Linked DNA regions of Homo sapiens: region 2 is linked to region 1. A link is an interaction called in ENCODE POLR2A ChIA-PET data of the cell type or tissue named here. Cell type or tissue: Panc1. All regions are shown on one strand. Each heading gives the region's core, and the rest is flanking DNA. Links, peaks and the distances in the headings are about the cores only. Region 1 overlaps MRPL48 (mitochondrial ribosomal protein L48). Region 2 overlaps RAB6A (RAB6A, member RAS oncogene family).

Region 1 (7,545 bases), core at 1,793-5,792:
CTCCCACCTCAGCCTCTCAAGGTGTTGGGATTACAGGCATGAGCCCCTGTGCCTGGCCAGAAATGTATTTTTATAAGACATACATACTATTAGGTTCATTGCAGCATTGTTTATAATAGTAAACAAATGGTCCCAATGTCAATTTCCATCAGTAAGGACTCTATTTGCTGTGTATTCAAATCTTTTATAACAGGAATGCGTGTATTTTGTGTAAGAAAGAATAGTAGGCTATGGAGGAGGGGGTGATAGCAGCAGAGAGAAGCATAAAAGACCTCTTTGGCAGGAAGGATGGCTTCCAGACCAGCTAAGTGGAGCAAGCATGTTTTGAAGGACACTGGCTCTAATAGGGAGTTAGCATGGGGTGGGTCACAGAACGTATTTGATCAGGCAAAGAGGACTCTTGCCATCCAAGCCTGTTCCCTCAGATAAATGGGGATAATTCATATGTCATAAGCCAAATAAATGAGGGAATGAAACATACGTAACTAATAATAAAAAGTGTTAAAATTTATTGGGCATTTAACTGAGACAATCTGGTTCCAGAGCCTGCTCTCAATCCCAATGATGTGCTACCTTCACATCCTAGTTACGCCACTGACTAGCTTTGTGACTTTGGACAAGTTATTTAACATCCCAGGATCTGTTTTTACCTGTGTAAAAATGCATATATAGTACCTTTTTCACAAGCCTCAAAACGAATATAGGCCTTCCTCATAGGATTATTGAAAGATTGAGTTAAACATTGGTTTAGCTTAGGAACAGCATCTGGCACATAGTAAGTGTTCAGTGAACGTTAGCTATTACCATCATCACTATTAATGTGTGCTAGTGACTGTCCTGAGTTACATTATCTAATCTAATTTGTAATCCTCTGAACATGGCATTCACTCTCCTTTAGATGAGGAAATAAAGCTCAGACTGGGGATCAGACTCCAAGTATGTCTTGCTCTAAAGCCTAGGCTGTTTTCTACTCTACTCTCACAAGCATCTGTTGCCCAGTACAGTGCTTAACACACAGTAGTGAGTAACCACATTGACTGTGTAAATATTACTTTGCTTTTGTCAGCACTTTGCAAAAAGGAAATTAACTTTTTGCAATTAATTAGTGCAAGTTGCCCACAGTGATATAGCTTGGTATGTTTTTCTTTAGTCTCAGCTCTGCAGCCCACAATCTAGGAGCTGAACTTTAAGGTGCTTCATACCTGTCCCTATAGGATCTAACTCTGGCAGCTTTGGGTTGCCTCTGCTTAGAGGCTTGGTGCCAGGGATGAGTGGAGAGACCTCTTGGCTTGATGCCTATCTTGGCTAGGCCTAGGGCAGACTCATGGTTTAGCCTTAGCCCTTCCTTTCAAGGTCCTTGGCTGGGGACTTGGCCTTGTGCTCGGTACAAAGGTGCACTGCAATGTGTTTTACTAGATGAGTAAGAAGATACTCCTCCCACCCTCTCTCCATAAAGTTGCCAGACTAAGTCCTTGAGCTGCTGACTTCAGAAACCCAAAGAGAACTGAAGCAAGTCCAGATTGAATCCTTTAATTTTCCTGTAGAAAATGCTGGGGCTCCCTCCTCGCTCAGCAAGGACTTAAAGCAAGCAGAGGAAGTAGCAGGGATTCCTCCCTGTCAGCAGCTATCTTTTGAAGAGTTTTCATTCTTCAGATCCTGGGCACTCTGTCTAAATGGTGAGCTGATTTCCTAAAATGAGCTGAAATGTCTGAGAATGAAAGTTACTCCACGGGGATTATTATAGTCAAATGAATCATTTCAGATTCTGCAAGAAGATCAGACACGTGAAAACAAAAATTTCACAAAGAGATCAAAGTACAGATTAAACAAGCACAAGACACATTGGCCACCTCTGTCTCCAGTGTCTGTCCATCAGGATTAGTTCTAGGCACACCCAGTACAAGCTCAGAAAGCTTTCCTTAAGTACACTAGAAACAGAGGGGACCCAGGGGCCTCAGCATTGCTAGTATCTGAGTGGCCAAAATACCTAGATTTGTTTCTCTGTGTCTAAAACATACCTTTTCAGAATCTACAGCTGGCCATTCCCAGGATTCCATGGTGGAGGAACAAGTCATCCTCAGCCAGAGGAAAGGGATGAAAACGAAGCTGAGAAATCTGCTGGCCTCAACTAGGAAAACTGCCCATTTTACCCAGGCATCCTATCCTTCTTGAAAGTTAGTGATCTGGCCAGGCATGGTGGCTCACGCCTGTAATCCCAGCACTTTGGGAGGCCAAGGCGGGTGGATCACCTGAGGTCAGGAGTTACCAGCCTGGCCAACATAGTGAAACCCTGTCTCTACTAAAAATACAAAAATTAGCTGGGTGTGGTGGCGGGTGCCTGTAATCCCAACTACTGAGGAGGCTGAGGCAGGAGAATCGATTGAACCTGGGAGGCGGAGGTTGCAGTGAGCCGAGATTGCACCATTGCACTCCAGCCTGGGTGACAAGAGCAAAACTCCATCTCAAAAAAAAAAAAAAAAATAGTGATCTACATAAAAATCATTTTTTAAAAATCTCAGTAATATGCACTCAACCAGGAATTGTGTGACCTTAAACCATCCTTGGCTCTGCCACTGGCTAACTAGGTGACCTTAGACAAGTCTCTTTCTCTCCCTGGGCCAGTTAACACATTTGTAAAATGAAGACCAAAATAGTTTATCCCCAAGGTTATGTATTGATAGAGCCAGGATTAGAACCCATTTATTCTGATTCCCAATCCACTGACATTCCTTCTTCTCTCCTACCTATCCCTTGTGATTTCATGGCACTACTAGGCATAATTTAACCCCAACTAGGATATTCAAAACTAAAAGCATGCTGAAGGAATGAACTACTGATAATGGAACACAAGGGATAAAACATTATGCTAAATGGATGAAGTCAGGCACAAGAGAATACATACTGTATGATATTTCATTTATATGTAGTACTAGATAGGCAAAACTAATCTATGGCGGTAGAAACGACGTTAGTCGTGACTTCTTGGGGAAAATGTGAAAGATGGCCGGGTGCGGTGGCTCATGCCTGTAATCCCAACACTTTGGGAGGCCGAGGCCGGCAGATCACAAGGTCAGGAGTTCGAGACCAGCCAGTTTGAGAGCAGCCTGGCCAACATGGTGAAACTAAAAATAAAAAATTAATTAGTATTTACTAAAAATACAAAAATTAGCCGGGCATGGTGGCGTATGCCTGTAATCCCAGCTACTTGGGAGGCTGAGGCAGGAGAATTGCTTGAACCCGGGAGGCAGAGGTTGCAGTGAACCAAGATTGTGCCACTGCACTCCAGCCTGGGCGACAGAGCAAGACTTCGTCTCGGGGCAGGGGAGGCGGGGGGAAGAAAAAGATGATTATGAGGGAACTTTTTGGGGTGATGGACATGTTCTTTATCTTGATACAAGTATGGGTTTCATGGGTAGGTAGATGTATTTTCAGAATTGATCAAATGTACACTGAAGATCTATGTGTCACTATATATAAATTATACCTCAATGAAAAAAATCTTTTAAGAGTATGCCAAAGAAGTTTTAGAAGGGAAGGAAATACAACATTTACTGAGCATTACTAGCTCATTATATTTATATTATCTCCATCTCAAATCCCTAAAAAGGGATTATCCTCACTCTTCAGATCAGAAATCTGAGGTTCAATGAGGCCAGAATAACTCAGCTTCAAAATGAATAAATGTGGAAGCCAGCACAACCCAGGTTTGTTTGCCTCTTTTCCTTTAGCAGGTTGTCTCAGGGAGGGAAGGGAAGGTATTTTCAGCCTGGAGCCAGAAGACTTGTGTTCCGTTTGGTTTCACTGCCATGTGATCCTAAGAACATCCATTTCCTTCTGGACCTCCCTCCAGAAGAGTCAAAGCTCACAGTTGTTTTGTAACCCTGAGGTTCTGGCAATCAGAGTATCTCCAGTCCCTCTTACCAGGATAAGGCATTAAGAGTAATTTCCCTTTGTCTCAGGGCAAACTAATCATGAGCAACAAAAGTTCTCTGACTCTGGCGAGAGGATAAATCATCAGCTAGGTCAGTGACACAAGAGCTCCAAGGTGACAGAATCCAGCTGCCTCCTGTGTAAGAAGCCTGACTCATCCCTGAGTGATGTGATAGAAAAAGATGGACTAGGAATCAAGAGATTTAAATCCTGCTGCCCTTTTCCAGTGACATATCCCATGACCTTGGGCAAAGGATTGCCCTCTATGGGCCCCTAACCTGTACTAGCTAAAAGAGACAATTAGGTTGGCTGCATCCTAAAGTCCTTAAGCTCCACTATCTTGTCAGTTTATGAAATCCTGATTCCTGCTTCCACATATTGATAACAGCTGAGCAACTGGAAAAGACTGTTTTTTCCAGGTTTCCAAATGGAAAACATGTGACACTGCCCATTGCCCATATGATATAGAGGCAATACACATACAGCTACCCAACTCTGCCACTGTAACATTAAAGCAACCAGAGACAGTATGTAAGTGAATAAGCATGGCTCTGATCCAATGGCAGGGAGGGGTTTTGGAACTAGATAGAGCTGGTGACTGCAGAACATTATGAATGTACTAAATAAATGCTACTGAATTACTCATTTAAAAATGTTTAAGGCCAGGGGCGGTGGCTCACGCCTCTAATCCCAGCATTTTGGGAGCCCAAGGCGGGCGGATCGCCTGAGATCAGGAGTTCAAGGCCACCCTGGCCAACATGGTGAAACCCCGTCTCTACTAAAAATACAAAAATTAGCCGGGCTTGGTGGCAGGCACCTGTAATCCCAGCTACTCAGGAGGCTGAGGCAGAAGAATTGCTTGAACACAGGAGGCAGAGGTTGCAGTGAGCTGAGATCGCGCCACTGCACTCCAGCCTGAGCAATAAGAGCGAAACTTCATCTCAAAAAAAAAAAAAAAAAAAGCCAGGCGTGGTGGCGGGCGCCTGTAGTCCCAGCTACTCGGGAGGCTGAGGCAGGAGAATTGCTTGAACCCAGGAGGCAGAGGTTGCAGTGAGCCAAGATCGCACCACTGCACTCCAGCCTGGGTGACACAGTGAGACTCTGTTTCAAAAAAAAAAAAAAGTGTAATTTTGTATGTATGAATTTCACCTCAATATACTATTTAAAAAAACACAAACAGGCAGTGGGTAGGATATGGTTTATAGGCAGTAGTTTGCTGACACCTGACCAAAATCAACTTTCAATTCTTTGCTTAAACTCAATCCAGGGAAACTTAATTAGCAGTTATGTAACATCTGCCTGAATACTATAAGTCACTCATTACCCCCACAAAGCATTTTATTTCACTTATGGGCAGAATCTGTTTCTATCTGGAGAGTCTTTTCATGTACAAAGCCAAAATGTCCTTCTCTCCAACTTCCACCCATAGAGAGTTTACTTATGTTATGATCCTCTGCTTCACTACAGGACACCATGCCAGATTGCTTTAAAGGATGAGTTCACTCTAGTTGGAGAAATACGGAAGGGGAACATGCTTCTGTGCTAAAGCATCAGGCAAAGAGAAAATAGAATCTTTTTTTTTTAAGAGAAAGGGTCATACTCTGTCAGCCAGGCTGGAGTGCAATGGCACAATCATAGCTCCTGCAGTCTTGAACTCCTGGGCTCAAGCAATCCTCCTGCCTCAGCCTCCTGAGTAGTGGGACTACAAGTGCATACCACCACGTCCAGCTAATTAAAATAAAAAGTTTGGCTGGGTGCAGTGGCTCACACCTGTAATCCCAGCACTTTGGGAGGCCAAGGCTGGCGGATCACGAGGTCAGGAGATCGAGACCATCTTGGCTAACATGGTAAAACCCCGTCTCTACTAAAAATACAAAAAATTAGCCAGGTGTGGTGGCGGGCGCCTGCAGTCCCAGCTACTTGGGAGGCTGAGGCAGGAGAATGGTGTGAACCCGGGAGGCAGAGCTTGCAGTGAGTCTAGATCGTGCCACTGCACTCCAGCCTGGGCAACAGAGCGAGACTCCGTTTCGGAAAAAAAAAAAAGAATGTTTTTGGTAAAGACAGAATGTTGCCAGGCTGGTCTCAAGCTCCTGGCCTCGAGCAGTCCTCCTGCCTCGGCCTCGCAAAGTGCTGGGATTACAGGGATGCACCACGGTGCCTGGCCAGAATATAGAATCTCTTAAAGATACTCCACAGGATGGGCCAATTTCTCTCTCTCACACACACATACATATACACATCTGCAGCAGATTTTTATTAGATGGAAGATAACAAGCATTACCTCATAGGTAAGTGGTAAGAAATGGCAAGTACAGCCAAGCCACAGAGGAGTGAGGACATTACTGGCTATGGGAATGGGTACTTATGAAATCTAAGGGTTGGGTCTCCTGATGAACTCTAACTACCCAGTAAGCTCTTCTCTTTGGCACTCAATATGACCACTGCTGGCATGAAAGGGTCTACAGTAGCTACTTCAACTTGGCCAACAGTTCTTCCAGTTCTGGTCGAGCTTTGAATCGTCCCTTGAAGTCTTCTTCAGTGTGCTAAGGAGAAGAAAAAGAAAATAAGCGGTAATTACTGCAGAGCTTTTAGTTACCCAGATATGCACAGCATCCAAAAAGGGCCCTTGAACCAGCTCTGTAGAGAATCATTCAGATTCAAGTAACTTTTATTATCTACTATGTAGCAGACTTATATTAGATACTGGGGATTCAAACTTGAATCAGACTTCCTCCTTGCTTTCAGTGAACTTATAGTCTGGTTAGAAAAGACAGATATATGAAGATTTAATGTCAAAATGCTATAACTATCACAATAGAAGCATTTGAGAGAGAGAGAGAGAATACCAAAATTATTTACATAGGAAATAAAACAAACAGGGATTGGACTGTTTTAAGGCAGCATGACCAGCACATGCTGTCTCTGTCCCCAGATCTGTATGAAACCCAAATACCAACCAGAAGAAGCTTGACAAGGATGGACTCAGAACAAGCAGAGCTGGATGGAGCAAATGGTACCAATCTAAGATGACCTCATACATCTGTGTCATAAGAAGGATCATCTTGGCAACTGGACCCAAATACTCAGTATTTAGGCTAAGACTCCTAATGTTCTCCAAGTTTTCCATGCCTGACCAAACATTCTATTGACTAGCATTCTTTATGAAATATATTCAGTCAAGCTACAGTCAAGCCTTGAAGATCCAGGAACCTTTTCTCTAACATATATTTTCCTATTTGTGTTCTGATTTATTACACCATATACTATCTTAACCCATGTTCTTTCTTCCACGCAACTGCCTGACAGGAGAGAATTCTGGGGCCTCATAGGCTCACCACCAACATCAGGATGCTGTGCTCAAAGTCAGCACTCATAGGCCACAAAGCATCATCCCTGATGCCTCAGAAGCTGGACTAATGATCACAGTGTCATCAGAGTGTACAACTTTTCTGATTATTATTTAGGTCACATTATCCACATTTCTCTGTTCTTTCTAAAGCCAGGAAGTCCAGATGTTCTTATCCTTATTTTGAGCATATGCAGGCCAGCAGGGGCCTCTTCTCAAACCAGCACCTACCTCCTTCACTGACAGTCTGACTCCTTCAGGAAGACTGC
Region 2 (7,545 bases), core at 1,522-5,521, 140 kb after region 1:
TCCCTTTCTCAGTTAGAAACCCCTTACAACTTTTCTTGACTTCTATCAGCATTAATTCTACCAGTTTTGAACGTCATATAAATAGAATTACAGAGTATATATTCTTTTGTATCTGGTCTCTTTCACTCTATGTAGTGTCTGAAATTTGTTCATACAATTTTACATGTTAGGATATTTTGTCATTGTAATATTTCATTTTATGACTATGCCACAATTTGTCCATTCTCTTTATTTATTTATTTATTTTTATTTATTTATTTTTTTTTTTTTGAGATGGTGTCTCACACCCTGTCGCCCAGGCTGGAGTGCAGTGGCATGATCTCGGCTCACTGTAACCTCCACCTCCTGGGTTCAAACGATTCTCCTGCCTCAGTCTCCTGCGTAGCTGGGATTACAGGCGCGCATCACCACACCCGGCTAATTCTTGTATTTTTAGTAGAAATGAGGTTTTGCCATGTTGGCCAGGCTGATCTCAAACTCCTGACTTCAGGTGATCTGCCTGCCTCAGCCTCCCAAAGTGTTGGGATTACAGCTGTGAGCCACCGCGCCTGGCCTAAAATACAGCTGGAGAATTAATTCCAGCAAGGGATGGCTTGATGATTTTTGAAAGACTTGGCTTAAAACAACAACAACAAAAAAATCAATGTAACAGCAGAAGCAGCTTCTGCCAACCAAGACAAGTTTCCAGATGCCATGAAGAAAATAATTGAGGCCAGATGTGGACGCTCATGCTTGTAATCCCAGCACTTTGGGAGGTCAAGGCAGGCGGATCATGAGGTCAGGAGTTTGAGACCAGCCAGGCGAACATAGTGAAACCCTGTCTCTACTAAAAGTAAAAAAATTAGCCAGGCATGGTGGCACACGCCTGTAATCTCAGATACTCGGGAGGCTGAGACAGGAGAATTGCTTGAACCCAGGAGGTGGACGTTGCAGTGAGCCGAGATCGCGTCACTGCACTCCAGCCTGGGTGACAGAGCAAGACATCGTCTCGGGGGAAAAAAAAGAAAATCACTGAGGAGAAAGGATAGCTGCCTGAACAGATCTGTTTGTTTGTTTGCTTTGAGACAGAGTCTCACTGTGTCGCCCAGACTGTAGTACAGTGGTGCACTCTCAGCTCACTGCAATCTCTGCCTCCCAGATTCAAGCGATTCTGTTGCCTGAGCCTCCCAAGTAGCTGGGTTTACAAGGCGCACTCCCCCACGCCCGGCTGATTTATTTATTTATATATATTTTTTGAGACAGAGTCTCGCTCTGTCACCCAGTCTGGAGCGCGGTGGCGCAGTCTCGACTCACTGCAAGCTCTGCCTCCCGGGTTCACGCCATTCTCCTGCCTCAGCGTCCCAAGTAGCTGAGACTACAGGTGCCCGCCACCACGCCTGGCTAATTTTTTGTATTTTTAGTAGAGATGGAGTTTCACCATGTTAGCCAGGATGGTCTCAATCTCCTGACCTCGTGATCCGCCCGCCTCGGCCTCCCAAAGTGCTGGGATTACAGGCGTGAGCCACCGCACCCGGCCTTTTAGGTATGGTTCTTATCCTCCCAAAAAGTACATTTTGGGAGTATTGGAGATGTTGATTTACCCAGTTCCTTTCTAATTGATAAGGTTTTTTTTGCATTCATTTTGTATTTTGAGTCTGTGTCAAGCCACTGGCAAAATAGAAAAATAATCAGATATGGTTTTTGCCCTTGGAGAATGTGCTTATTGGTAAAGAAATTGCCAGCATTCCACTACTTTTGACCTCATGACACTTTCATATGGATTAACCTAAAAATATCAATACAGTCCAGACACAGTGGTGCACGCCTATAATCTCAGCACTTTGGGAGGCCGAGGCGGGCGAATCACAGGGTCAAGAGATCAAGACCATCCTGGCCATGATGAAACCCCATCTCTACTAAAAATAACAAAAAATTAGCTCGGCATGGTGGCGTGCACCTGTAGTCCCAGCTATTTGGGAGGCTGAGGCAGGAGAATCGGTTGAACCCGGGAGGCGGAGGTTGCAGTGAGCCGAGATCTTCCCGCTGTACTCCAGCCTGGCAACAGAGCGAGACTGTCTAAAAAAAAAAGAAAATATGTGTGTGTGTGTGTATATATATATATATATATATATATATATATATATATATATATATATAATATCTATCTATCTATCTCACAATACAAAGTGAAGTTATGGATCTTTGGTAATTCTTTGCCAGAGAAGTAGAGAGTTCTATCTGGTTTTGAAATGAATTTTAAAACAGCTTTTCTTGTCAGTTTTTCTCACTTTTTTTTTTTTTTTGAGACGGAGTCTCTGTTGCCAGGCTGGAGTACAGTGGTGTGATCTCGGCTCACTGCAACCTCCATCTCCTAGGTTCAAGTTATTCTCCTGCCTCAGCCTTCCGAGTAGCTGGGACTACAGGCGTGCAACCACCCTGCCCAGCTAAGTTTTGTATTTTTAGTAGAGACACGATTTCACCATGTTGGCCAGGATGGTCTCGATCTCTTGACCTCGTGATCCACCCACGTTGGCCTCCCAAGGTGCTGGGATTACAGGCGTGAACCATCGCACCTGGCCAGTTTTTCTCACTCTTAAAACAGTGTAGTTCTTGTAGCCCTCATACCCCTTCTAAGACTATCTTTTGCCTTTCTACTCCCAGGGATTATACTTTGATTTGCTAGATGAAGTGGACCTAAGCCTCCATTAATTCTTTTTGTTAGGGCCAAGTAAGTGTTTACTTGGCCTTTTGTGAATTAGGAATGTCAGTATATAATAACAGAATGTTTTCAACTTTTAACTATAGACTGTTTACCTGTGCTTTTAAATTGGGAGATGGTTGTCTGTGTTTGGAGAAAGTCATTTTGACAATCTTGGGGCTATATGGGTTTTAATTATTCTTAGTAGAACCATTGCAGGTATTTCCCATTGACTTTAATTGCAGTTCTCTGTAGAAAAATTTTCTGAGAACCCAATGTAATGTGTTCACTGAGCAAATCTTTTTTTCGTTTCATTTCAGTTGGAAAGACATCTTTGATCACCAGATTCATGTATGACAGTTTTGACAACACCTATCAGGTATTTTGTTTTTGCCAATTTATTTGTTGTCTATTTTTTGTTACAAGTAATATTCAAGATATTTTTAAAAAATTATTTACTTGCAGTTGTGGATGTAAAAGTACTTTCTATAATCTGTAAAATGCTGTATAAATACAATGTGTAAATGATTTTGTCCAGTCCTAGGATAAACTTTTATCATTTGATTTCTTTTGTCTCTTCCAAAGTCTGTTGAAATATATCTCCAATATCATCTAGGATGGCATTAGAAGTAATGGTGGATATTCTCTATAGATTTTGTCCAAGCCTAGGATTCTGTGACATTTTTTATCTACATTTGAAATTAAGAATAAATGAATAATGAAATTAGAAATCATTAACAGAAGGATATTTGGCACATTCACAAATATGTGAAAATTAAATAATACACTCCTAAATAATTAATGTCAAAGATGAAATCACAAGAGAAATTAGAAAATGCTTTGAGATCAATAAAAAAGAAAACACAGCACACCAAAACTTATGGTATACAACTAAAGCAGTGCTATACAAAAAAGAAAAGAGATACTAAATAAATAGCCTAACATTCTACTTTAAGAAACTGGAAGAAAACTAAACCCAAAGCGACAGAAGGAAGAAGCTATTTTAAAATTTAGGTTTTATCATTATTCCTGTATGGTGAGGCCAATAGATCAGGAGATGATTGCCATTGAAAAGATAGTTTGTTATACTCACAGATCCCAAGAGAAGAGGGCATGCCATGCCAGAGGGGGCCACATGGGGAAGCACTGGGTCAGTTAAAAGGCAGGTGGCTGGGGAAATGTGGACAAAAGCCTTGATTGTGGTTTTCAGGGAAGAGGCACACAAGACAGGGTAAGCAGGTTTAGGATTAGCTAGTTCGGATAATTTCAGGGGTTCTGGGGTTGAGGGGCTGTTCCTGGTTGTCTAGTACCTGGCCCGGGTGATTAGGGCAGTGTAGTATTGGCCCTCAGTGTCATAGAGGAGGTGCTGGGGTATTGGCTTTGGATTGGTTGGTTTGCCTATGAAAGGAGTACTCAAAGGTGAGTTTACTATCTCTAATGAAAAAGCTAATCCTGGCAGGGGCAGTCCCTCCAGTGTCAGCAAGGACCCTGATGTCAAAACATCAAAACTATAGAAAGTAAAAAGACATGCTTAATACAGAAGTTAATAAAGGTTAAAGCAGAAATATATGAAAGAGAGAGCAGAAAAACAATGGAGGAAATCAATGAAACCAAAAGCAGTTCTTTGAAAAGATAAAAAAATTGACTAACTTTAGCTAGACTGACCAAGAAAAAAAAGAAGACTCAAGTTCTGAAATCAGAAAAGAGGGAATATTACCACCAACCATACAGAAATAAAAAGGGTTGACTGGGCGCAGTGGCTCATGCCTGTAATCCCAGCACTTTGGGAGGCTGAGGTGGGTGGATCACCTGAGGTCAGGAGTACAAGACCAGCTTGGCCAATATGGCAAAACTCCATCTCTACTAAGAATACAAAAATTAGCCAGGCATAATGGTGGGCGCCTGTAATCCCAGCTACTTGGGTGGCTGAGCCAGGAGAATCGCTTGAACCCAGGAGGCGGAGGTTGCAATGAGCTGAGATCATACCACTGCATTCCAGCCTGGGTGACAGAGTGAGACTCCATCTCAAAAATAAAATAAAATCAAAAGGGTTATAATGGAATGGTGTGAACAATTAAATGCTAACTAATTAGATGACAGGTAAAATGGACAAATTCCAAGAAAGACACAGTTTACTAAAACTATCTCAAGAAGAAATAGAAAATCGGAATATATATCTAATAAGTAGAGAGAATTAGTAATAAAAAAAACTGCCCACATAGAAAATCCCAGCATCAGATAATTTCATTGGTCAATTCTATGAAACATTTAGAGAACAACACCAATACTTTGTAAAACTCTTCTGAAAAATAGAAGAGGACCCACCTCATTCTGTGAGGTCAGTTACTCTAATATTCAACCCAGACAGAGATATCAAAATTAAACTACAGACCAATATCCCCTATGAATATAGACACAAAAATTGTCAATAAAATACAACCAAACTGAATCCAGCAACATGTTAAAAAAGATATACACTATTATTTTTATTTCATTTATTATTATTATTATTATTATTATTATTATTATTATTTAAACAAAGACAGATTTGCTATGTTGCCCAGGCTGGTATTGAACTCCTGGGCCCAAGCAACCCTTTCACCTCGGCTTTCCAAAGTGCTGGGATTACAGGCATGAGCCACCACACCTGACCTATGTGTCATTTAACAAGTGGAATATACAAAAAGCAATAAACATAATACATTATTTGAATAAAATAAAGGACAAAATCACATGATCATTTGAATGTACACATAAAAAGCATTTGACAAAATCCAGCAGCGTTTCATGATAAAAACATACAACAACAAGCTAGGAATAGAAGGAAACTTCAAAATGGTAATGAGCATCCATAAAAATGCCACATCTTATATACTTAATGTGAAAGGCTGAACGCTTTCTAAGATCAGGAACAAGTAAGGATGTCTGCCCTCACAACCTACACAGTTTCAATACCAAAAATCAAAGAACAAACTAAAAGGAATAAATTAGTAATCTTAAGAGCAAGTACTTTGAGACACTAAGCACACTGTAAATCTTTACCATGTTAACTCTTTAAAATTTTTTTTATTACCACTACTTTTCAGTTATGAAATGTTTTTGTGAAACAATTGGGGAGCATAGATTTAAACTGCCTTGTTAAATGAATTAAAAAAATTTTAAGTTAAAAAAAGAAAACAAGTTACTCTTAATTTACTTATCCATTTTATATGTATTGTAGTTAGCATAAAAACTTGATTTCATTTGTCATTCTATAGATTAAAGAAAAAAACTTGATTTCAATTGCTTTGTCTTTGTAATATAGCAAATGTTAATCTGATTAAGGCTGTCACTCATTAACTGCTGCTGTCTTGATTATTAAACCATTTTTATTTTTCAGAAACCTTTTTAGGGTAATCTTAAAATCTAAATCCTCTTAGTATGTATTTTTCCACATTTGAAGTATTTATTTCAGGAATATGGCTTCTGAATTGAATCTTCCTGAAAAACAAAAACATGGGCATTTCTTTTTTAGGAAAGCTATGTAATGAGCCTTAGAGTTGGAAGCACCTTTATTTATGTCTTAGTTCTACCATTTAGTAGTTGGATGGGTTTGGATCAATTATTAAATTTTTCAGAATCCATATTTTCACATCTGTAAAGTGAGAATCATAATCCCTATGGATGGTGACTCCATTCTTTTTTGGGGGAAAAAAAAGTTCTTTTTTTTTTTTTCCAAGAGATAGAGTATTGCTTTGTCGCCCAGGCTGGAGTGCAGTGGCATGATCATAGCTCATTGTCACCTTGAATTCTTGAGCTAATGGGTTTCTCCTGCCTCAGCCTCCTAAGTAGCTGGGACTACAGGTACACGCCACCACTCCCAGCTAATTAAAAAAAATTTTTTTTGTACAGATGGGTTTTTGCCATCTTGCCTAAGTCTTGTACTCAGGCTCAGGAGATCCTCCTGCCTCAGCCTCTCAAAGTGCTGGGATTACAGGGATGAGCCAGCATGCCTGGCCAAAAGCTCTATTCTTTTGTGATTATTACCATTTACCATTGAGAACAACATTGATTGTTTTATTTCTTTCTTTGAATACTTTAGCACTTCTTTTCATAGTAGTCCTCTTCATTATAACCTGTCAGCATTTTAGACAACTATAATGTTCACATAGACAATCTGCTAGCCTCCTGTACTTTTCGTTTCCATAATCTCAGACCTTCTCTGAAAATCATGTATTCTCTTCTCAGACCACAGTCTTGTATCCTTCCAATTTTTTTATTCAGGTACTTTTACTATAATAGTTTCTACTCCGGTGGTTCACATCAAAACCTTCAACCCATTAATTCCTCCATGTTATTTTTATTTTATTTTTTCATTTTTTAAAAATAATTTTTCTTCTAATTTTTTTTTTTTTAAGACAGGGTTTCACTCTGTCACCCAGGCTGGAGTGCAGTGGTGTGATCTTGACTCACTGCAGCCTCCATCCCCCCAGGCTCAAGCGATTCTCCCACCTCAGCCTCCTGAGTAGCTGGAACTACAGGTGTGCACCACTATGCCTTTTTTTTTTTTTTTTTTTTTTTTTGAGACAGAGTCTCACTCTGTCACCCAGGCTGGAATGCAGTGGCACAATCTCGGCTCACTGCAAGCTCCGCCTCCCAGGTTCACGCCATTCTCCTGCCTCAGCCTCCCATGTAGATGGGACTGCAGGCACCTGCCACCACGCCTGGCTAATTTTTTGTATTTTTAGTAGAGACAGGGTTTCACTGTGCTAGCCAGGATGGTCTCGATCTCCTGACCTCGTGATCCACCCGCCTCTGCCTCTCAAAGTGCTGGGATTACAGGCGTGAGCCACTGTGCCTGGGCTTTTTTTTTTTTTTTTGAGACGGAG

What was found. Peaks named below come from ENCODE experiments on the same cell type or tissue, not always from the same donor. Only the 100,000 strongest peaks of a DNase experiment are listed, where the experiment ranks them.
Region 2: POLR2A ChIA-PET joins it to region 1 with 8 read pairs; 3 of 35 experiments call an interaction of 5 or more read pairs at or near these places.

Annotation. Positions count from the first base shown.
Region 1 is chr11:73,863,224-73,870,768 of GRCh38, reverse strand. It overlaps MRPL48 (mitochondrial ribosomal protein L48), which reads right to left. Exons shown (of 8, transcript NM_016055.6): 7 at 7,508-7,545; 8 at 5,636-6,473. The coding sequence ends at 6,399. Among named protein-coding and RNA genes, the nearest start is that of COA4, 9.8 kb to the left of the region's middle. RefSeq lists a silencer at 3,851-4,145. In Panc1, for the core only: no CTCF peak of the experiment used is centred there; a DNase peak (open chromatin) is centred at 4,018.
Region 2 is chr11:73,726,276-73,733,820 of GRCh38, reverse strand. It overlaps RAB6A (RAB6A, member RAS oncogene family), which reads left to right. Exons shown (of 8, transcript NM_198896.2): 2 at 2,998-3,056. Among named protein-coding and RNA genes, the nearest start is that of RAB6A, 31 kb to the left of the region's middle. In Panc1, for the core only: no CTCF peak of the experiment used is centred there; a DNase peak (open chromatin) is centred at 3,847.